Linked DNA regions of Homo sapiens: regions 1, 2, 4, 5 and 6 are each linked to region 3. A link is an interaction called in ENCODE POLR2A ChIA-PET data of the cell type or tissue named here. Cell type or tissue: MCF 10A. All regions are shown on one strand.

Evidence for each region. ChIA-PET counts read pairs that join two places held together with the same protein. Peaks named below come from ENCODE experiments on the same cell type or tissue, not always from the same donor. Only the 100,000 strongest peaks of a DNase experiment are listed, where the experiment ranks them.
Region 1: POLR2A ChIA-PET joins it to region 3 with 65 read pairs; 13 of 35 experiments call an interaction of 5 or more read pairs at or near these places.
Region 2: POLR2A ChIA-PET joins it to region 3 with 12 read pairs; 10 of 35 experiments call an interaction of 5 or more read pairs at or near these places.
Region 4: POLR2A ChIA-PET joins it to region 3 with 12 read pairs; 13 of 35 experiments call an interaction of 5 or more read pairs at or near these places.
Region 5: POLR2A ChIA-PET joins it to region 3 with 17 read pairs; 5 of 35 experiments call an interaction of 5 or more read pairs at or near these places.
Region 6: POLR2A ChIA-PET joins it to region 3 with 30 read pairs; 7 of 35 experiments call an interaction of 5 or more read pairs at or near these places.

The regions. Positions count from the first base shown.
Region 1 is chr2:164,908,333-164,912,332 of GRCh38, reverse strand. It overlaps SLC38A11 (solute carrier family 38 member 11), which reads left to right. Exons shown (of 12, transcript NM_001351537.2): 10 at 585-697; 11 at 3,562-3,693. Among named protein-coding and RNA genes, the nearest start is that of SLC38A11, 45 kb to the left of the region's middle. In MCF 10A, no CTCF peak of the experiment used is centred here; a DNase peak (open chromatin) is centred at 2,042.
Region 2 is chr2:164,894,633-164,898,632 of GRCh38, reverse strand. SLC38A11 (solute carrier family 38 member 11) reads left to right here. Exons shown (of 12, transcript NM_001351537.2): 12 at 1-4,000. The coding sequence ends at 196. It also overlaps the pseudogene RNA5SP111. Among named protein-coding and RNA genes, the nearest start is that of COBLL1, 55 kb to the right of the region's middle. In MCF 10A, no CTCF peak of the experiment used is centred here; a DNase peak (open chromatin) is centred at 1,802.
Region 3 is chr2:164,838,260-164,842,259 of GRCh38, reverse strand. It overlaps COBLL1 (cordon-bleu WH2 repeat protein like 1), which reads left to right and starts at 437. Exons shown (of 14, transcript NM_001365672.2): 1 at 437-550; 2 at 1,014-1,104. The coding sequence starts at 1,064. LOC101929633 (a long non-coding RNA gene) reads right to left here and starts at 1,511. Exons shown (of 2, transcript NR_110574.1): 1 at 1,438-1,511. RefSeq lists a silencer at 254-463. In MCF 10A, a CTCF peak has its summit at 58; DNase peaks (open chromatin) are centred at 59, 389, 779, 2,199 and 1 weaker place.
Region 4 is chr2:164,915,399-164,919,398 of GRCh38, reverse strand. SLC38A11 (solute carrier family 38 member 11) reads left to right here. Exons shown (of 12, transcript NM_001351537.2): 8 at 3,426-3,496. Among named protein-coding and RNA genes, the nearest start is that of SLC38A11, 38 kb to the left of the region's middle. In MCF 10A, a CTCF peak has its summit at 1,894 (motif pointing right); a DNase peak (open chromatin) is centred at 1,928.
Region 5 is chr2:164,781,016-164,785,015 of GRCh38, reverse strand. All of the region lies in intron 2 of COBLL1 (cordon-bleu WH2 repeat protein like 1), which reads left to right. Among named protein-coding and RNA genes, the nearest start is that of COBLL1, 59 kb to the left of the region's middle. In MCF 10A, no CTCF peak of the experiment used is centred here; a DNase peak (open chromatin) is centred at 2,465.
Region 6 is chr2:164,734,106-164,738,105 of GRCh38, reverse strand. The region is part of intron 3 of COBLL1 (cordon-bleu WH2 repeat protein like 1); the gene reads left to right. Among named protein-coding and RNA genes, the nearest start is that of SNORA70F, 48 kb to the right of the region's middle. In MCF 10A, a CTCF peak has its summit at 291 (motif pointing left); DNase peaks (open chromatin) are centred at 285 and 2,325.

The sequences.
Region 1 (4,000 bases), 70 kb before region 3:
GTACAAATTGGCAGCAAATCTACCAAAAACAAATAATAAGAGAAAAACTATCAGTGATGGATTTATCTTCACATGTAGCATGTACTGGTTTAAATCAGTGAATAACTACATAGTTATTGAATTCAAAAACTTTTATTTAGACCTGGTCATCTATTCTCTTAATTAAATGAAATGAAGTTTATGGAGATTCACTTATAAGTCATGTGTTGCTTAATGACAGGGAAACATTCTGAGAAATGCATTGTTAGGTGATTTCCTCATTGTGCAAACATCACAGAGTATACGTACACAAATCTAGATGGTAGCACCTATTACACACCTAGGCTATATGCTATAGCTTATTGCTCCTAGGCTATAAACCTCTACAGCATGTTTCTGTACTGAATTCTGTAGGCAACTGTAGCAGAATGGAAAGTATTTATGTATCTAAACATAGAAAAATATATAGTAAAAATACAGCATTGTAATCATATATGTGGGCCATTAGGTGATGCATAACTGTAATATCTAATATTTAATTTATTAGATAGTTATCTCAAACATTTAGTATCTAGTAAATAAACTTATTTTATATTACTATCTAGGGGACTTATTTGAAAATTACTGCAGAAATGATGACCTGGTAACATTTGGAAGATTTTGTTATGGTGTCACTGTCATTTTGACATACCCTATGGAATGCTTTGTGACAAGAGAGGTAAGCGCGGTTCCTTCCCAACGCTTTACCCAGGTGATCTCTCTGCCACATTTAATTTAGGAAGATTTATAAATAATACAGTTTGGCAAATTCCCAAGGGCATGACAAATGGTATAATTTGTAAAATTTTCTTTTTTGACTCTAAAATGTCAGAGTTTAAAGATGAATTTATATTCAGATGTTTACAAGACAATTTTTCAAAAGTTCGGTTTGAAAATTAGGTTTGGTAGATTTGGCTTATATTTCTGTGAGCACAAATATTTATACAACTGCATTCCAAAGTGACTGCCAGCCTTTTGCGACAGCCAAACTAAAGTTGTTGCTTTTAAGGCATTCTTACAAAGAAATTAAGTATCAAGGTTTAAAACATGTTTTACAAAACTGTCTTTTTGCTTAGATGTTTTATCAGTCAACATGTATTAAAGGCACTGTAGAATCTACAGATTCTAACTGGTTTTGTTATTTTTTAAAAACTAAAATATCTTATATTCCATGGAGAACCAAAATTCAACTGAAACTTTTAGTTTTACAGATACATTTTATTTATGTATTTATACATGTAGACGTGTATATTTACAACTATACATAACATAAACTAATAATATAAATAATAACAAATATATAGGATATTATTTACATATAAATATATTGTATTGTCAAAGTCAGCTCTAAATTGGGTTATATATTCCACTTGTATTTGTAGAGAAATATTATCTGAAAGAGAATTCATTCTTTTGGTGTAAAATTGGATAACATGGCCTGTCAGGAATCCCTTATGCTGTCAGCTAAAAATCCACTGTACCAGTCGGCAGTAAAACATGATCTTGCTTCACAGTGGGTCTTTCAGGGACCACACTGAAAAGGGCTCAGTCATAGGATCTGTTCCTAGAGGCTGTTTATACAGTGCACCATGTGAAAGGGTCTAATGAGATAAGTGAAATATCTACAGAGCTTTAAATACACTAAATAATCAGCAGGCTTCTTGAGGCAAGCCAGGGCTTACTTTAAGTCAGTCCCAGGGATAAGGAACTGACTGCACGGGGAAACAGAAGAGGGAAATGTTTAGCACTGTGTATGTCCTTTACAACTAGCACTTCTCTCCCTCACACATGTATAACTCACAGGCCAGTTCTCTACCTTGACTATAAAGGAGAAATAGACTGAACTAATTTTTTTTTAAATTTAAGAGCCTTTCGAAACTTTACTAGCTATTGTCAGATGCAGGACATGGTATTATTTTAGCTTCTGCTCAGTACGTAGGTTCAAATCTAATCTCTAGATCAGCAAGTAAGAACAGATGGTGCATTCTCACGTGGTTGCTAGTAAACTGCCTGCCTGCAGACGATCTGAGTCACTTCACCTGCACAACTTCTGTGTTTAGTACTTGAAACTTGAGTTTCCTTTCTAGCTGCTGTGGCAGGAAGATAGAACTGAATCAAGATCTCTGCCACAATAGCAAATACTCAGCAGAAGAATGGTGTCTATAACTTTCCCTTCTCTTACTCTTCATTCTGCACACACACACAGGTACACACACAAATGTATGACTGACAAAAATATAATCAAACTGTTTCAATTCATAAAAGCACTAAAAAGGCTGTCTACCCTTAACAAATATCTCTTACTACCTGCCTCACTAAGTGATTTTTCACTCTCACAATTATATCATAGAGGCATCTGTAAGAATGGATCTTAAATAAGATAATACTTGGAGAGACATTACAACTTATGTTATTAATATCACCATTAAATTATTAGCAAAGTCATGGCAGTATGTGACACATGGGAGATGTTGCATATCCAGGCAGCACAGCTTAGAGAGATGGCTTCTTTATGATACCTCAATATCTGACCTTCTGTTATTTCCAACTCTTTGTCTCACTGTTCTTTTGCACAGGGTCACTACTTATTCAGACTATCTTCTCTTTATCCTCCATAGGTATTGTTCCTGTTATTACCTCTTTGCTCTTTTTCACGCTCTTGTCTCAGCCTATAATTCTGCTCCAAATCCTGTGCATGTTTCAAGCCCTACCTCAAACCAAGGTAGGTCAAGCATATTTCAGGGATGCTGTAAAGGAGATTACTGTAAGGAGACGGCTCTAGATACCTAAAGCTCCTTCTAGTCCTAAATTCTCCTTGATCTTTTTTGTCCTGTTATAAATTGATCTCTACTTGCTTTTTTAAGTTTCGTTGTATGCCTCCAAAAATTAATTCCTGAGAATAGGAATCATTTCCCTGACATTTTATCTTTGCAAACCATATCATAATATGGGACACATTAAGTCAGTAATTTTTTATTGCTTTCCTGATCTGAGTAGTCATGAAAAATGGTGATGAACTCTTGCCCATTTTTGTTGAGGAAAGGCAAGATAAAATAGACTTAAATTATAACAAATAGGAATTAGTTAATGCAGAATTAATTTCCTGTTAGTAAAGGATATTACACATCCAGTATTAATAAGGGAAATGTGACAGCTACTTCTTAGAGGCCATGCAAATAATCTAAATAGCATGTTTAGTTTGTTTTAGTAGTAACCTATTGGACTCAAGAAAGAAGGATAAGATAACTTTCCAAAGTCTCTCCTGTACTTGAAAGATACATGTATTGAAACATCGGTATGCCACACTATAGGTCTGTAATATAATCCACTGACTAATAGTTCAACAAAGAATACTTGTTATTGATATGTGTGTCTGTATGTAAGTAATTTGGAAAATATAGAACATTCCTAGTGACTTAAGATTTGATTAATAGCCTTGTTGGTAGTATTTTATATATTCCTAAATACTATTGTAAAATACTCCCTCAATAAATCCTGCATGCCTTTAAAAGTCCCTCTCAAAATAATCTGTTTATTCGGCAGGTAATTGCCAATGTGTTTTTTGGTGGGAATCTTTCATCGGTTTTCCACATTGTTGTAACAGTGATGGTCATCACTGTAGCCACGCTTGTGTCATTGCTGATTGATTGCCTCGGGATAGTTCTAGAACTCAATGTGAGTACGTGCAAAGATTTACCCCTTCACTCTAAAATTCTCTTTAAAAGATAATGATTACATTTAACATAAGATGTATTTTCCTTAACAAAAGTGTCACTTTTGAAGTGGAATCAAAATATGTTTGTAATAGTAAATATTTTCAATGATGATTCTGTGCACTTTGTGGGACTATATAGTTTTAAAGTAGTGGTTGTTTAGAGACATATGGGGTCGTCACAACTGGGTAGGCAGTGCTGTTGGCCTCTAGTGGATAGAGGCCAGGGATATACATCCCACAATGTGCAGGTCTCTCACAGCAAAAAAT
Region 2 (4,000 bases), 56 kb before region 3:
TTGTGTCATGCTTCCCATTGGTGCTGTGGTGATGGTTTTTGGATTCGTCATGGCTATTACAAATACTCAAGACTGCACCCATGGGCAGGAAATGTTCTACTGCTTTCCTGACAATTTCTCTCTCACAAATACCTCAGAGTCTCATGTTCAGCAGACAACACAACTTTCTACTTTAAATATTAGTATCTTTCAATGAGTTGACTGCTTTAAAAATATGTATGTTTTCATAGACTTTAAAACACATAACATTTACGCTTGCTTTAGTCTGTATTTATGTTATATAAAATTATTATTTTGGCTTTTATCAAGACTTGGCTTTTATGAGTAGTGCAATATAAAAGATAAAGAAAAGAAAAATTGAATGTATTTCACCTTTAACTGGAACAAAATAAGGGTTTTGTTCTAATGACTGCACTACACTAATGCTAATTGAAGAAGGGAGAGTTAAGCCTTTAGCATTTTCTGCCATCCCCCTTTTATTTAATATGCAAACCAGTATATTGTGCTCCAAAATAAGTAGGTGATTGTGGGTTGGAATTTTGTGTAGATGTCTTTTGGTGGGGGGGTGTGGGGGGTGGGCATTTTCTTTGTCCTTAAAAGTCTGTGGAACTGAAGAGAAGGGAAACCCAAAACGATTGAAAAGAAGACATATCCCAAGAACAAAGAGGAGCTCTCCGTTATAATTTCAGCAGCATCCTTTGTTTAAAGGGAAATGGATCCCTGGAGAAATGAGCAAAGACCTCTCCATGTGAGGAATCCTGAATCATAGACTGGCTGTGAGGAGCAAGGTGTGTAAAGAATCAAAATCACCTCCCATCTTCTGATGCTGTGGGAATACAATGGTAGCACCATTCTAAAACAGAAAAACAAACAAACAAACAAAAAAAACAAAAACAAAAAACAGTTGTTCTGTGGCAAGAACCTAAGAGATTGGTGATATGGACCTGTTGGATTTTTAGTGCTGTCAGGAATGTACAACTGGAAGCTGAACTTTGAAACTAGAAACGTGTAAGAAGAATCAGGGCTACAGAAGAAGCTTTCTCAGTCCACTGGGGGTTCCTCAGAGAGATTTCTGGGAGCTCTTGTTGACTGGGTCTTTGGGAGCAGATAGTGAGATGGAGTTTATCATAACTAATGGGAGAGAGGGGAAAGCAGGATTGTTAGGGAGAGGTAGAACTGCAGTGCAGGCTGACCTCAGCCAAATCCACAGGGAAGCTGGTGCATACATGACCCATCAGAGTTGTCCCTGTTCAAGGGTAATAGCCCAGTTTTGATACTGCTGCCTCCATCAGTCATTTAATGTGAGCATCTGGAGAAGGATGAGTTCTTGGGCTAGGCAGCTCTTTGCAGCAGAGCAAACCCTAAAGGAACTGAGAGCTCGAGGTGGTCTACTGATAGCTTTGTCACCACATGCTTCCTTACAGGGGTATCTGGGAGACACAGCTGTGCCCACCACAGATGCCCTCGGTTTACTGAGGATTTTTAAATGATTTTTTAATGAGGACTTTGTGTCTTTGTATGTATGACAATCTTCAAAAAGTAACATGAAAATCTGGGGCCATCTGGATGGCTTCCTTATATCAAGTATCACCTAAGATTTTCATTTCATTTGTATTCCAATCAGGTTGTCCATCTGTGGCACTATATTAATTGTTGCCAAATAACGAGAAACTATCACAAGCAGAGTTAATACATATATGATGAGTTTGTACAAATCAAATGCAAAAAGAAATCCTACAGGAAGTGTATAAAGGGTAGGTTCACAGTAGTTTGAATAAAGTGGCAAGAGCTGAGTCACTGTGTGACTCATAGTGAGAAAGGCCTATTGAACATAAAGGAAGATGCATTTTAGCAGGTAGAACCATGCTCAGGGTTTTAGTGGTGATTTATTTTTTCAATAAAATATTATCCTTACCATTAAATTAATTTAAATTCTGTTGGGTAACTTTTCTGTATTTAACTTATAAATTTGTTTTTTTATAGTTAAGGGTCATAGGCTAAGCAGTTTGTGCCTGTTTTTAGATTGGTACATGTTTAGGTAAAATATAATAAAAATGCTTTCATTCCATGTAAGAAATGAGGAAATGTAAGAAATTTTTGCCACAGTCTGTCATTACATTGCTCAAGACTGAGAAACACTGACCTACATAATTATTAAATAAAGTCATGAGGGATGAGATCTCTAAGCATGTACAAAGAAAAGTATGTCAAGGATAACATAATTTAGCACGTAACCATCTCTTATCTTGTACTTTGGTGTTGCTTCATACTCTTCAAGTAGATGAAAGCTCCTGGTAGGAACTGAGCGCAGCATTAGTGCCTAATAAACATGTATTGGTTTATTTATTTTTAATCAGCTGTAGAACAAGACTGCTTATGACCCAGTTATTAGCTGCACGGATTACCGACATCTTTCAAATTATAATTTAATAAATCTTAGGAACTCACATTTATTTTGCAAGAATACTTGTATGCTTATTTTGCCACCATGCATAACTGCAAGAACCCCACCCCTCAATCTATTTTCTGCCTCAGTTCAATAAGAGATTCCCCTGAAAATCTTTCCATCCCTGCCACTTGTTGCCCCTAACAAAGCAACTTGAAGGTTTTAAACCAGTTTTTGAAGCTGTCAATACACTTAAATGTATAAAGCACTTCTTAACTTTAAAAAGGTGGTGGTAGGCAAGAATCACATCTTTACACACAAATGAGAACATCTAGCAATACACTTCCTTTAAGGATATAAGTTGGATAGCATCTGTGTAATTTAGAAATTGAGTCATTGTTCACTTATTATAGAATCTTTATTATCAAAACTAACTTGAACCATCTTCAAACATCAGAATGGGTAAACTGTCTATGACCATACCTTCCTGAACGCACCAGATCTCATCTGATCTTGGAAGCTAAGTATGGTCTGGCCTTGTTAGTACTTGGATGGGAGAAGAAGTAAACTGCCTTGCCTGGACTATTTCCAATGATGCCAAACAATAATTGTTGCCCCTTGTCTTTCTTAAAAGGAGACTGCATCCATTTAACCAAACTAAGAAATTTTCAATTAGTCCTCTGCTGAAGTCATACTATACACATCTACTTAATTAAAGATACATTTATTGAAGAGAACAGGTCTCCTCCTGGTTTATCTGCTATAGCCTTGCTTAGGAAAGGAATAATAGTCTGTCTTTTAATTAGGTGTGGCTATTGATTGGAGCAAATGTTGTCAGGTGGCCCAAGCATGAATCAATGAGTGACCATGAGGTCACCCATCAGTGAGGGTACCCATGAATGCTTTACTAACTGTGGCAAGGATAATAATTTGCTACCTCAATAGAATAAGCGCTTTTAAGAATGTATGCTTATTCTAAAAAATGTGTAAAGAATTTGCCAAGATAGCAGAGCAAATATGTAGAGTGGACCAGAGATGCTGTGACCTAGAGAACACATAGACCAGGAGAGAAAGAAAAGAGCCCAGTCTTTGTCTAGGGTAGTGGCTTTTAAACTTGGACATGTGTCAGAATCACCTGGAGGCCTTGTTGAAACACAGATTGCTGGGCTTCACCCCCACAGTTTCTGATTCAGTACTTGGAGTGGGGCCTCAGAATTTCTATTTCTGAAAAGTTCCCAGGTGATGCTGCTGCTGCTGGTTCAGGGACCACGTTTGAAAAAGGCTGGAAGTTGGACATAAGAAAGTGCCAGATGGAGCCATCTGTTTAGAGGCTGGGACACAATACAAGCAAGATGTAGGAATACCATGCTAGATCTCAGGGAAGAAAATGAGGCTGGAGATGTAGGAGGGAGAGCAATTGGTACATATTAAATGTGTTATCCTTTGCCTCTTTGAAAAATCATCTAGAGACACAGTGAGAAGAGGAGAAACCACGACAATAATATTAGTGAAGAGCAATGACAAAGGACATGGGAGGAGAATTAACAAGGGAGAAAATAGAGATTACAACCCCAAATCAACACAGTTATGCTGGTTAAGCTGCAGGCCTGGTTC
Region 3 (4,000 bases):
CCCTTCCCCCGCACCTGTCCGGTTCAGGCGCACCAGCCTTCCCGAAGCGCAGCCTAGCGGTGGGAATGGGAACACCTCGTCTGGGAGCTTTCTTTCGGTTCAGCTTCCCCAGCCGGACCCCAAAGACCCGAAGCCCTGGGGGAAGGAAATTCCAACTTGCTCCCGGCCCACCCCCGCCCCGTTCCTCTCTCCGGCTCGCTGCTTCCCTCGCTCCAATGCCGCCGAGCTGGTCCCCACTTATGTGCGGCCGTGCTGCAGAGGCGGCGGCGAGCTCCCGGACTCCGGGCAGGGAAATGGGGCAGGGTGAGTGAGAGAGCGGGCTCCAGCGAGGCCCCCAGCGCCCAGCCAGCGCCCGCACCCCGCCCGCGGGACAGGGGAGGTGCTGAGTCGGCCCTGCCCGCGCTGGGCTGAGCCTCGCAGGGGTTGCCGCTTCTCCATTCAAGTCCTGGCTTGAGAGCCGAGCGGCAAGAGCGCGGGCCGGGGAAGGGAAGAGTAGGAGAGGAAGCCGCGAGGGAGAACAGGCGAGCTACTGTCTCCTTTGGAAAAGAACGTAGGAGCCTTGGGTGGGAAAAGAGAGATCAGCCCTCCCAACTTCTCTTCGGGAAAAGTTTTCCTAGGGCGTTTTGTTTGTGCAAACTCGGCCGGAGGAGCCTGGGAGTGCGCTGCCGGCGTGGCAGCGGTGCCCGTGCGCCCGGCCCCGCTCCTCCTCCTTTTCCAGCCCCGGCGGCTCCTCTCCCTCCGAGAGGCGCCAAATGGCTACCCAGTAAACCCCACGGGGCGGGGGCTGCAGCGCCACCGCCTCCTCCGCCGTGCTCTGGGCGCCCGCTAGACCTTGTAGAGACGGCGGCGGCGCCCGCGGGCTGGGAGCCGGGGCCCGCAGGTGGAAGCGCACCCGGGAGGCGGGCCGGCCGGGGCTGGAGCGGCTCGGGCGGGCTCTTGACGCTCAGCCAGCTTCGCTCCGGCCTCGGGAAGGCGCGCGTCCCGCCCTGACCCGCCGGCCTCTCCCACCCCAGCAGTGACGCGCCGCCTGGGAGCTGGAGCCCGCGCAGCGCCCCGCAGGGCGATGGACGGCCGAACCCCGCGCCCGCAGGACGCCCCAGCCAGGTAAGCCCAGAGCGCCGCGCCGCCTCTCACCGGGGAGGGCGAGGCCGGCGAGGACAGCGAGGCCTCGGCCGTTTCACCTGGCTGGCAACTCGCTGCCCTGCCGGCGGCCTGACTCACTGACTGTCCTCCACGCGGCCGGGGAGGCTGCTTCCTCCCGGCCTTCTCGGAGGCCGCCCGGGCGGAGGGCTCGGGTCGTTTTTGGTTGCCTTCCTACCGGGGCTGCCCTGGGTTGCTACAGGCCAGCTGAATGCCAGGAATTGGGTGAGGAGTCCGGGAGCAAAAATTGTAACAAAGGGACCCTTGTTTGGGCTCTGGGGGAGCGGTGGACGATACCTGTAAGTGAGCTCCTGGGGAGGGAGGGCAAAAGTTTCCTTGGTCATGGGCTGAGGCCCAGGCAGGTGAGCAATGTCAAGGTGACTGTAGGGAGTGGGCTTTCTGCAGGCGGGTGGAGGGCGACAGGAGGGTGTGCCAGCTGTCAGCCCGCATGACAGTTCCGGGAGCGAGCGGGGTGCGCGCCTCTGATTGGGGGTGTGTGTGCCTGTGGCCAATTGCTGGTTCCAAAACCCAGCGCAAATCAGATTGCAAACAACTCTACTTTTCTTTTTATCCTCACATGTTTGAGAAGAGAGGAAGGGGGCTGTCACATGGTGAGTTAATATTAAATGAGGCATGTCTTCCTGCCAGATATGCTAATAGTTACCTTGTTAAGCGTTTGAGTAAACAGTAATGAGAACAGGTAGTTCTGCAAGAGATGAAGAAAACCTGAAAATAACCTTGGTCTTAGTAAATAGTTCAGGAGTAACCTGGATGCTAGTTGAGTTTCTCAAGTAGGAAACTCGTTTGATGTAGTACAAGATTTTTCCCCCCAGCATAAGTGTTCCTCCAACATAGTTTATTTTCTTAGTTAATCTGAATGCAGAAATGCCCTAATGAGAATACGAGCATTCCAGAAATAGAAACGTTAAGGAAAAATCGACGTTGTCACTAATGAATGAGACTTGTACAGTTTTCCTGATTTAAGAGTGTAGAAGTCATTTTTCCCTGGAACATGACAGGCGTTTCCTTAGAAGCAAGTCACAGCATGTTTATTCATCAGAGACCATGCGAACATTGGCAGCTGTCTAGAGGAAACATGGAAAAGTCTCAAAGCAACATGACTAATCTAAAAGATATTTAGTATAATTTTTACATAGAGGAAACATGTAGTGTATTAATTATTTCATTTTGCTCAAATTAACTTTCTCCTTTCTGCAAATATTACTCCCACTGTTGACTTTCATTTCTTTTCTTTCCCCAGGTTTTTCATTGCTTAAATATTTTCATATATCCTGACATATATTCTCACATTAGGATGAGTAAAGAAATATATCGGTAGAAAGATATTGAGCATACAAGCAAGGTTCCTAAGTGGAGCTGCAAAATTATGTGAATTGACGATGAGACAGCTGTCAGGATACCGAAATGTATTCAGGGATTGCAAAATGAGATAGAATTAAATTGGATTTGGAAATGGATTAGGTTAAGGTACTTTAAAAAACAAAAAAGAAAGAAAAACATACCTGCTTTCACAAAATACACCCATGGGTGTTCAGAAGTCACTGGGGACTTTTAAGTAAAATAGGTGAGGTCAGATGGCTCTGTGTTGAAGAAACAGAAGAACACTTTTTGCTGGCAAGCATAACTGTAGTAAGAACCTTCAGACTTTACTCTTGATATTTTATTTTAATGTAGAGACAAGGTCTTGCTATGTTGCCTAGTTGATCCGAAACCCCAGGCTTCAAGCAATCCTCTCACCTTGGCTTCCCAAAGTGTTGGGTTTACCAGTATGAGCCAGTGCGCCCAGCCACTTTTGAGAATTTAAAGGTTAAACTGATAAGTTCTTTGCTTAAAAAGAAAGTACAAAAGAGCCTTATCTAATTTGTCAAGCATTTGTAAAGGACTTTTGCCGTCCCCTTTTCAAATTTAAGTAGGGAAAATCTGTCAACACCTTATCTAAAATAACACAGTAGTTCTATCATTTTGCCTTACATTATTCTACTCAGAGAAGTTATCATTACCTGAAAAATATCAACATGAAAAAATTACCTCTCTACTTCATTTGTCTTATTTCACTTGTCTAACTTGTCCTTTGGCATATTCCGAATGCCTGTCATATAAGATTTGTTGAATATTTAATATTCAGTATTGCTTCTCTTCTCTCTCAAAAACCCAAATTATAAAAGGTTTAAACTGGGGGAAAAATATCTAGATAAGGGTATTTGGGAAGTGGCAGGCAGAAATCTTAATATGTTATAATTGTTAGGTTTTGGAGATAAATTTCTTGCTATAAAACTGACTAATTATATCATAACTCATTACTTTAATAGACAATGAAGCCTAGTTTAGTCTTTATCCTTGGATATTACTGTTGGAAAGAATTCCTCTGTAATTTTCCAAGTTTTACATTGTTGTAACATGTCATTTTAACATAGCACCAAGTTTTGTTCTCCACATTTTATAAATGAGAATCTGAAGCTCAGAAACACTGAGTGTGTTGAAGTCCCAGCAAATTAGTAGTAAAACCAGAAGAAAAACTCCAAGTGCCTAGTTCATTTTGTTAATTGCTTTTTATCTTTTCTTGACCATGGTATGATATAACATACCATGACGTTATACATTTTAACGGATAACTTATATTTAACCATTAACTCTGTAATATTTTAATACATTTCAGGAAAAATGTAGTTGATATCCTTATCTTCACTTTTATTAATTCTATGATAAATTAGCCCATTCAGGGAATGAGTATTTTAGGAAAATAAAATTGTTTTATGGCCTCTCAGCTGCTGCTTTTTCTTTGAAACATTCTAAATAATAATTGTAACATCAAAAGGGATAGTTTGAAGTTTGTTTGGTG
Region 4 (4,000 bases), 77 kb before region 3:
TGGGGTTTTTTTGAGTTTTAAATTTCTTTTCCTCCTTCAATATTTTATTTATTTTATTTTATTCATTTTGAGGCAGGGTCGTACTCTATTGACCAAGCTAGAGTGCAATGGGGTGATCATGGCTCACTGCAGCCTCAACCTTCCAAGCTCAAGTGATTCTCCCATCACAGCTTCTCGAGTAGTTGGGTGTATAGGCACACACCATCATGCCTGGCTAATGTTTTTATTTTTTGTAGAGCCTGGATCTCCCTGTGTTGCCCAGGCCAGTCTTGAACTCAAAGCAATCCTTCTGCCTCGGCCTCCCAAAGTGCAGGGATTTCAGGCGTGAACCATCATGCCCAGCCTCAATATTGTATTTTATTCTTTGATTTCTTTTTTTCTGTATTTTATTATTTGAATTTAAAAATTAATTTGGGGTAAATTGATGTTTATATGATATTGAGTCTTCCCATTTGTGTGTATGGATATGGTATATTTCTCCATTTATTTGTGTCTTTCAATAAAAGTTTAACATGACGTTAAAATCATGCACATCTTTTAAAGTATTTAGTGTTTTTGTTGTCACTGCCACTTAAAAAAACATTTTAATTGGTCATTGTTTGTGTACATCAGCCCACTTGATGTTTTCTGTGTATTGAACTTGTATCCAGTAACCTTGCTGAATACTCTTATTTTCCATATGCATAAATTTTCCATATGTGTAATTATGTTGTGTACAAATAATTTACACAATCTTTTCAATGATTACACATCACTTATTTTATTGAATCAGCTAGGAATATCAATAATATATTCAGGATGCAGTGATATTGAACATCCTATCTGGTTTCATCCCTTAAGTAGAGTATTTCTAACTTTTCACTTTTAAATATGCCATTTGCTATAGGATTTGGTGGACATTCCTTATCCAGTAAAGGAAGTTCTATTTTATTATTAGTTTGCTCACCATGTTTTTCAAAATAAATACTGAGTTGTATGCTTTTCTATATATTTTGAAATGGTCATAAGCTTCTTTCCTTCATTAATCTGTTAATGTGGTAAATTACACCAATATCTATTAATATAACAGCTATTAATAAATATTGATTATATTAATATTTTGTTATTAAACTCCCCTTGCATTTATTGAAAAAATATTCGTAGTCATAATTCCTTATCTTATAAATTGCTTGATGGCATTTGATTTCATATTTCAGCATTTACAGTTTAAAGTCAAAAGGTCTATAACTTTATGTTTCCATCCAGGTTGAGTATCAAAGTTTCAGCAATCTCATAAAATATACCCGAGAACTTTCTTCTCTCTCTTTTTTTTTTTTCCTGTACAACTGATTGTATCTGGAACTCAATCCTAGGCTATTTTATAAATGATTGGAAAGCCATATTCAATATCTGTTTCCTTCTCTTTCCCTAGATTTAGACATATGCATTTTCCTATCTGTAACATCTTTTTTGGCACTTTCCATCTTATAAAATCATCATCATTATGATGAACAGAGAAAATCCAAAATTATCTCTAGGTATTGTTTCACACTCCGGGAATATACCCAAGGAACCATATGGACCCAGGGAAAAAATTTAAATGGAAGAGAAAAAATGAAAATGAAACTTCTACATTTTATTACTAATATAAGATTTAAAAAGTAGGACACCACCACAATCTGTACTAGGGTTGGGGAGTAAGGGTGAATATTTTCCAAGTGCAAAAACCATAAGAGGGAAAGCATACCATTTAAAGCATATTGCAAAGTTAGAGAATCCTCAAGTTTCTACAACTGTTAGTGCTGCCTGACTGAAATCATTTTCTAAGGATCATGTACAAAATATGTATTTTTTCCACATTAACATTGGAATTTAACAGGTATGCTGCTTTTAATGTCGACTGCTTTTAGAGTAGTGGAGGCAGCAGGTGGCAGTAGTTCCCACTCCCAAAACTGGGAATTGGAGCAAGTCTTATAACAATCTGTGGCCTCTCTTGCAGGCCTGCCTTTCTGTGAAGTTTCTTTGTGTCTGTAACTGCTCGTTTCATATATGGGAAAAAGGATGATATAATGCATAAATCCCACAAAGTGTGGACAACAAACAAGATTTTTTTGTATGTACCTTCTTTACATAGAGGATGAATAAACAAACTTATGAAATAGATGGGTCTTCATCTTTAGAATTTCTGTTTTTTATTGAAAATACCCAGCGCCTTTTCATGCTTCCTAGGAATATCCCTGTTCCATTCTTCATGCATTGTTTTGAGTCTTACTCAAGCCTTCCCTTCCCAGGGAAGTTGGCCATACTTTTAGACTTTTTGCTGCCTTTATTAATAATGCTGGATAATAACATTAATACTAATAACTGTTTATTGAACATGTGCTATGTGATAAACTCTCTTCCAGAAGTTTTACATATTTTATCTCATTTAATCTACACAGTCACTTAATGAGTTAGATACTACAATTATCCCCAGTTTATAAATGTTGAAATTGAAGCACAGAGAGGTCCTGTAACTTGCCTAAAATCACACAGCTAATAAGTGGAAGGAGGCCAGAAGAACAATTTAAGCTAACTGACCTTAGAGCCTCTGCTGTTCATCATTATTCATGATGTGTTAGCCAGGTAGACCTATCACTGCCAATATCAAATATTTTAATTCCACTAGGATGTAGCCTGTTTCAAGCTGTTTAAAGTGCATATATTTCCAAAATTCCCTTGAGAAATACATCTACAGTTGGGAATTTGAGGCCACTGTCAGATGGTTCTGCCTGGAAAAAACATGGGAGTGAATAAACCAGGAAGATAAATCTCAACTTCTTCACTAATTATTTGTGGAAGCTTGGCAAGTTATATCACCATCCAGAGCTTGATTTTCTTCATGTGTTAAATGGTGATAATAATACTTAAGTGTTATTTTGAAAATTAAATGAGATAACACAGTAGAGTTTCTAGAAGATAGTACATCCTCAATTAGTATTAGTTCATGTTTACCTCTCTCAATAAATTTTAGTGCTGACTAAATTTTTCTTGGGTAGGTTAAGCCTGAAAAAAATAAGAGCGGAATGAACAGCAGTAACTGGGCATTGTTAATTTTTGTATCTCCCTCAAAAGGTAGCTGAACTGGTAGGTGCATAATCAATGCTGTCTGTTAAATTGATGAGCAAATAAACAAATTCACAAAATTACATAGTCTGGATATTTTACATATGTAAAAATAGAATTTGTCCAAGTATTTGACATACATTTTAGAGGACTGGGGTTAAGAGATAACACTCATGCTCCTGGGAAATTTATTCATGATTACACAAGATTAATGGGAGCCCCTTATTAATTTCTGGCTTAAAGACACTCAGTTTATATTTGTGATACCATTTCTTGTTATCTGATATACTGATGCTTGTATTTATTTAACAATTTATCAAGTTAACTGATTTTTCTTCTAGACCAAAAACAGAAGACGCTTGGGTATTTGCAAAGCCCAATGCCATTCAAGCGGTCGGGGTTATGTCTTTTGGTGAGTATTTGGTTTCAAAGGCCCTTTCTCAATGTGGAGTTCTCTGTTCCATGAAAAAGTGCTGTGTTTCATATTTATGTCTGGATAGCAGATGTCCTAAGTTTTAGACTTCCTATTAGCAGCATATGATCTAGTTTGTGCCAATATAAAATTAGGCTCAAACTTTTCTCACTCATCACTAAAATTTGCTTCAATTTGGAGAAATCTATTTCTCATGCAGAAACTCATTACAGTCATCTTGTTTCTTAACTTGGAAGGCTAGCAAGTGTTATGGACTTCTTCAAACCCTTTATTATGTCCCAAATGGCAAAGGAAGCCACAGGATGAAAACGATGGGAAAAAGATTTCCTTCAGATGGGAAGGGTCATTAGGAAAAGGAAAATGAGAGAGAATGTTGGACTGGCCTGGTTTATATCAAGAGTAACATGAAAAGACCACATAAGCCTGATGTGAATGAATGGTCTCATTTCTAGAACTATTAGAAAAATTATTTTCTGACATATT
Region 5 (4,000 bases), 57 kb after region 3:
CTCAAGCCTTTTTTACAATAGCATTAATACATTCATTAGGATGGAGCCCTCGTGACCTAAACATCTCTCATTAGGCCCCACCTCCCAACACGGTCACATTAGAAATTATGTTTCTAACACAACTTAGAAAGGGAGGACACAGTCAAACCATAGCACCTTCATTTTATATGTATTTTAATTGTTTTTAAAAAAACATGTATTGGCTCTAGTACCAGTGGAATCCAAAAATGAAAATAGCAAATTTCCTTCTCTAAGGGAATCCACAGTGTAAAGGGAAACAGATAAATGCATAAGTATCATATAGCACTTTTTTGCACCCTGATTACCCATGAATGGCCTCCTCTAAGGGCTTAGGGAAAAGAAGACAGGGAAGCAGATTATGCAAACAGAAGGAAGGGAGGAGAGATTAGGATGCCTTCTTAGGGAAATTCACATTAGAGCTGGCCCTTGCAGAGAGAACACAGTGCTGTGGACAATGGGTGGATATGCTCACATCACTCTGGAATTCACCGCAGCAGCCACATGAAATAATTACGTATGTGGATCCAGCACTTTCTGTATGCTTTAGCAGTGTGTAAGGAACTTGGAGGACTAAAGAAATATCTACAAATTATGCCTTAAAGAAATGAACTTAAAATTTAGAGATACAAAATGCAGATATAAAAATAGAATAATAAAACGACCTAGGATTATATACAAAAGCACATGTTTATTGAGTGACTTCTGTGTGTTGCGCAGTATGGTGATACTACTCCCTTTGTGGATCTTAAAGTCTATAAAATATAAAACATATAAAACATGCATAAATGAAAACTTAATGTGAATGAAGTTAGAGCTAAATGCTGTGAATACTTTGAAATGAGAGAATCTACCATGAGACGAGAGAGAAAGGAAGCCTGAGAAGATGACAGTGGTCTACTTGGATCTGCTGCTTCTCCTGCCTGGACTCCGGTCTTGCCACCTCCTTCTCCTGGCCTGGCTCCACACCTCTAGAAAGAATGTGAAAATACCACTTTTATCAGAAGTGTTTGATGGGTTAACTGATTGATTGAGACAGGGTAGCTCTCTGTTGCCCATGCTGGAGTGCAATGGCATAATCATGGCTTACTGAAGGCTCGATCTCCCAGGCTCAAGCAATCTTCCTGCTTCAGCCTCTTAAATAACTGAGACCACAGGCATGCACCACCATGCCTGGCTAATTTTTTATATTTTGTCGTGATTGGATCTCGCTATGTTGCCCAGGCTGGTCTCAAACTCCTGGCTCGTGCTATCCTCCCTCCTTGGCCTCCTAAAGTGCTGGGATTTATAGGCATGAATCACTGCGCCTGGCCAGTGTGATGGTTTTAACTTCATTTTGATCTCTTGCTTATAATATGAAAGTGTCTGAAACCACTACTGCTAAATCTTGGCTGTAATTGAATGTCTGGGATGGAGGAGGAGTTTTTAATGTTTGGGTCTGGCCAGCCCAGCAAGGACATGTGCTTCTGACCACACTGATTCACTGAACTGCTTTCTTCAGAGCCACAGCCCACAACTTGAGAGGCTCTCTTCTCTCCTCTCTCCTCTCTTTTCTTTTCTCTTCCTTTCTTTTCTCTTCTTCTCAACAGGGTCTTACTCTGTACTCACACTAGAATGCATGCAGTGGCACAATCACAGCTCACTGCAGCTTTGACCTCCCAGGCTCAAGTGATCCTCCTGCCTCAGCCTCCTGAGTAGCTGGGACCACAAGCACGTGTCACCACACCTGGTTAATTTTTTTTTCTAATATTTATTTTTAGTAGAGATGAGGTCTCATTATGTTGACCAGGCTGATCTGGAATTCCTGGGCTCAACTGATTCTCTCACCTCAGCTTCTCAAAGTGATGGAATTATAGGTGTGAGCCACCATGCCTGTCCTTCATCTTGCCTTTCTGAAAGACCTGTGGGATTTGGGCATTTATTCTTAGAATATTGCTGTAGAAGTCCAAAAAATACATAGTTGTGATAATTGCATACTGAAGGCTTAATCTCCCTTTTATGTAATATATGAAAAAAAATGGGAAAGCAAAGCAAACTACTGAACTATTGAAGTTATAACATTTTAAGTATAACCATTTAAAATGTATCTTGGGGAAGTTCTGATTTTATAGGTGATAAAATTATACTTGCAGTGGGTTTTCTTGTTATTTTGAATGTTAAACTTTTATTAAACATTTAATGTGATATATTTATAGAATGTTATTTTTATATTTCAGTTGCTATTATGAAGTATAAATCTTTGACCAGAAATCTACTTGTTATATTAATAACAGTCTTAAAATATCTGGCTGTTTTTATTAAAATTGTGGTAAAATACACAAGATAGAATTTACCATTTTAATCATTTTAATGTGTAAGACACAGTAACAGTTAGTACATGTACAGTGTTGTGCAACCATCACCACTATCCTAGCCCAGAACAGTTCCTAAAGGAAGCCTGTACTCATAAAGCAGTCCCTCCCCATTCCCTTTCTTCCTCAGCCCCTGGCATCTACTAATCTGCTTTTTCTTTTTTTAATGTGAATAATATGATGTCACCGATTGCAAAATAATGGAAAGAAACTGGTTTGATCTTTCTTGCTCAGTTGATATAAAATAATGCTTTTCTATTCGGTTTGTTAGACTAATTTTTCAGTTAGGTGATTTAAAAAACATAATTAACAGTTAATTTAGGGATGAGGAGCTCTACTGAAGAATTTTTTATTAAAACATTAGTAATTTTATTAAAGGAGCAAGTGAAACTCACAAAATTAAGAAGAAGTAGTAATAAAGGCCAGGCATTTTCTTAAACTTTCATAATACTGAGAATTAACTGCAAGAATGAAGCCAGCCATCAAGATTTTTCTCACTTTTGTAATTTGTGGGAATATAAAATTGCAAACATAAAAGTAAAAGACAATTCAAAGTAATGAGAATTAGAAGTGTTGGCTGGATAAAAAATGTCCTAAGTTATGAGGGTAAAAGTTCCATTTTTTTTTTAACTGGATAGCCTTCTCTGAGGCTAAAGAAAAAACACTTAAAAGAAAGGATAGCTTTATTCCATTTTAAAAAATTCAACAACACATTGATAATGTTTTTAGGGAAGCATGTTTACAATTTCTCTAAAAAGCAGTAATGAGGTTTGAATACCTTGTTATACTTTTGAGATTTGTTGAAAATAGATCTACTTTATTGGTTTTCTCTGTGTATGTGGTTTCTTTATGCTTTGTTTTGTCTTGAGCACCTTCACAGATAAAGCCTTTGAAATAAAGTCAGGATCTATGTTTTAATTTAGGGCACAATTTCAAATTAAATTTGACTTTTAGTTCAGTGGAAAAGAATGTAGCTCTATAGTCAGACTGCCTAGGTTCAAGTCCTGCCTCCAAGGTGTACTACTGCCTTGACTAATTCGCTAAATAGTTCTTACCCTTATCAGTGAAGTATCTTGTAAAGTATCCATAAAGATATGTGTCTGTGGATTGTGAGAAAGGGGAAAGAGCACCTCAGCAGCACTTTACAAAGTGTCTGGTCTGCAGTAAGTGTACAGTGAACATGAAAGCTTCTGATTTGACCATGATGATACCAAAGTATTCTTTTATCTAAAAATTAAATATTGGCCCAATGCTTCTCCAACTTGTTAGTAGCAATTTTATTTTTATCAGCCTTTCTCAAAACTGTTCCAGCCTCTCTCCACAAGTATTCACATACTGTTATCACAGGCATGGGCCATTATTGTGCTATTTTTGTCATATGGATATGAGGTACCTAAAAAATAAAAGGTTTTGGGTTAAAAAAGAAAGTCTAATAACTTAAATCAATGTAAAGAAGATAAATGTTTGTTTTCTCTGTGTAGTATTCACTGTGATGTATGTAAAAGGTATTGAATCTTACTTTTTGTGTTTTTGATTTTGAAGCAGTAAACTTTTATAATTACAGTGCAACATTATGAAACTCAGACTATTACAGAGGGAAATGCGTTACTGCTGTTGAAATACTGGAGGGA
Region 6 (4,000 bases), 100 kb after region 3:
TTTGTTTTGATTGGAGCACATGTGAGATGTCATAATTGAAAACACAAAGAAAGCACAGAACTCCAAGCTAGAAGTCCCAACTAGAAGTTACAGTTTGTTCTAGACTTGCTGTGTGATCTCAAGCAAGTCACCTCACCTCTCTGGGCTTTTCACATAAAATAACCCAGAGACATGTCGCACATGCTTTTCAGCCTGATTTACCTGTCCCATAGCACCAGTTTACAGCAGAGTTGAGCCTAAGCCCGCGGTTTTGCCTGGCATAGGGTTGGTCCGCTGAGGAACTCGGGAGCATTTTACATGGATTACAGCGCCACCTATTGGGAAAAAGTAGACTATGAAAAATGACAAGATAAAGGGATCGGTGTGGGATTTTTGCTGAAAAAACGAGAGTAACAACAGTATGGATCTAGAAAAATTTCTGAAGTTCACGTCATATTTATATTTATTGAGAAGTGTCCAGTGATGACAAATGTGTGATAAATATATGTTTATAGCAGGGTAATTTTTTTTTAACTGTCAAAAATCTATAGGGTGGTACAAACCATGTTTAACTATATAAGATGCTTAAATTTTGGTTTAGATCCTTATTCTGCTGTAATTGCCTAAAACAAAAGTTGGCATTTTAACTGTGCAAGTACCTAGACATAACAGTACTACTTGAGTTTTTAATCGGTACTATTTGAGTTTTTAATCATCCTGTCATCTAGGTTCTGTCATTGCCCTCCCATGTCCCCCATGGCTCTGAGCCCAGGAGAATGTCAGCCTCTGTCACCTGCCTGCTCCCCTGGTTGGGAAAGGGGTGACAAAGTATTCACAAATGTCCTCAGAACATTGTTCCTGGCAGGGCCACCCTCTTCCCTTTGCTTTCCTGGCGTCTACACCTTATAATAATGACCCTTTTTAATTTCAGTTTTTTAACTTAATTTAATTTTTAAATTTTTCTAGAGACAGGGTCTCACTCCATTGCCCAGGCTGGAGTGCAGTGGTGTAATCATAGCTCACTGCAGCCTCAAACTCTGGGCTCAAGTGATTGTCCTGCCTTGGCCTCCCAAAGTGCTGGGATTACAGATGTGAGCCACCGTGCTCAGCACTAATTTTAGTTTTTAAATTTTTGTGATTACAAGTGCAATAGTTAGATGTTTTAGAAAGTTGGAAAATACAGATAAGCCAAAAAATTGTAAATGCAATTTCATTAAGCAGGCAGATTGCAACTTCTAACATTGCAGTGTCTAGCCTTTTATTCTTAGGCATGCACATATATGTACACCCATCTATATGTGCACTTCTTTTTTACAACAATATGGTATTATATTGTACGTGCTATTTGTAACCTGCTTTTTTTCAGTTAATGATTTCCATCTTTCATGTCAATAAAATGTTATCCTTTGTCTATATTCAAATTGCCCCAATTATAGTGAGATATATTTGTAGTATTTTTGTTTTTATAAGGGGCATGTATGTGTGTTTAGTAGGTGTGTTCTTAAATCACAATTTTTATGATGGTAATTATTTATAATTAGCTCTGAGTATAACACCTAAGATAAACAACCAGATAGAGTCCAAAGTGGTGACTTTCTAAAAATTGTGGGGCTTTTTACATTTAGTAATATCTATTTTTAGTATGTTAAGAACTTATCAGCTTAGTAATCTGACCTATTACTATTTATCTTCAAATCTTAATTTCATGTGTTATTTTCTTCAAAATATTTCTTATAGCATAATAAGCATTCTCAATTTTGAGAATGGGTCTATTTGTTTCGTGTACCTGGTACATTTCATTTCTTGCACACACAGAGAGAGCACTGCTTCATTCCTGAACTCATTACTGAACTACATGGGTTAGCATAAGATTGATAAACATCAGCAGCAATAGAGAATGTTTTAAAATTTCTGTACTATTACTGGTATGTGTAATTGGGTTGTTGGTGTGCACTTACAAGGTACAGATATGAAACTAATCCAGGGAATTGTTATTTATTTCTGAAAGAAGTGGGAAATCTCATAGGGATTTCTTCATTTCAAAGAAGAGCTTTTAGAGTCTTAAAAAAAAATCAGCCCTCTAGAAAATTATTATATTATCTTACAAGAGAAAAAATTCTGTAAATAATGTTAATGCAAAGCAGACTCTGCTGAGTAATAAAATAACCCAAAATTCAATGTGGTGTAATAATATAGAGGAGTGATTATAATGTTCATCCAATCCTTTTCCACTTTTAATGATTTGCCTCAGGTTTTAGATGGACTGCTCACGTGTGCTCCTGCCTTAGGAAACAGGAAGACAGGCATCTTTTCTGTGGTGATCCTGTGGTCAAACCCATTAGCCAACTGCCTTCAGGTGCATCAACTAGGGGATGATTATCCAACCAGAATTGTTATCTTTGGCAGAAGTAGTTTGGCATCCAGGTGGATAATTCTGAGCTCTATTCAAGCGATTATTTTATTTCCTGTGGGTGCACTTTGTGACTAGTTAACCCCAGCGGCAGCTCCATTGGAAGCACGACCTGCTTAAAAGTTAATGTCCTACTTTTGTAGTGTTATGACTCCTTTATGGTAAAGCTAGACAGTCAGTAATTCCCAACCTCAAAATCTTGTGGTCAGGGTCAGCTTTCCTGTGTTACAGTGCTGAATGCTGAGGCTTCAATTAAATATTTAAAGCATTCAAACTAGTCTGAGTCTATTTTTGGAAAAGATCTTAACCCTATTTAATGTTTATGTCTCACCTTTGTGTAAAGATGGTATGGCTTAGGCAAAACAAGCTTATTAATTATAAAAAACAACAGAGCTTTCACCATGTTACTTTTTTCTAAAGCATATGAACCTCCTCTCAACAAGTATGCTTTCTCATGTGTCAGTTGTATTAGTCTACTATGCATTTGAGCCCCTTGACTTTCAAGCAGAATTAATCACTGTTTTCTCTAAATTCCCCATTCGACAACAGCGACCTAGCCAGGTGCCTAAAGATTACTAAGATGTGGTCCTGCTAGAGGGGAGCTCACATCTATGTACACACAGAACCCAGTTAACTTCTTGAGGTCACTCTGCTGCTTAAGATCTAAGTAAGGCTGGCCTGAACCCCTGTTCCACTTCCTGTGGAAGGTTCAATGCCCTTTATAATCTCATTGTAAACTCCCAAGAGTTTTACGTTCTTGGGGTCACCTCTGGCTCTGACTTTATGCCTTACCACCTCTGGATTCATATTTTTCAGTTTCTGCTTTTGAAATTTCATCCTTTATTTGACACCTCCCAAGGCTACCAGAACCTTAGTGATGGCTTGTAGAGTTATAGTAAGCACATCACATAGCAAACCATTGAAATTTGCATTTTAGGTCTCCTGTTGGTTACTTTCAGCAACACTGCCACTTTGTCCCTCCAATCCTGCCCTCTTTCCACTGGCTAGCTCCTCTTTCTGTCTCTGTCTCCTTTCTGCATTAGCTTCAATCCTATCAGCTCCCTACAAAATGTATCTAGAATCTGAGTAGTCCAGGACACCACCATCTCCCACCTAAATTTTCGCAATAACCTTGTAGCTGCTCCTCCAGGCTATTTTGAATACAAAAACCAGAATGTAATCCTTTTAAAAAGTAGAGTAGATCACATCACTCCTCAGAACTCTTTGGAGGCTTTCTGTCTCACTCAGTAAAATCTCAAGTCTTCACTTGAAAGGCCTTTAAACACTACAAGATTATCACCCTGATTTCATGCCTATTGTTTTCACTAGCCGACTAGTTTCTGTTTTTCTTTAAACACTTAGAGCACATTCCTGCCTCAGGGTTTTTGTACTTGTCAAAGCTATCTTTCCGCAGATATCCCAGTCCCTTCAAGGTCTCAATTCTGGTGTCATTTTTCAATTAGGACATTCCTAACTTCTTTCCTTATTTTTTTTTTTTTTGTCAGAGCATGTAACACCATCTGATATTTTATATATTTTACTTGTTTCTTTTTTCTCTTCTCTCTAGATCAGTTTCATAAACTTCATAAACTACAGTATGATCAGAATAGG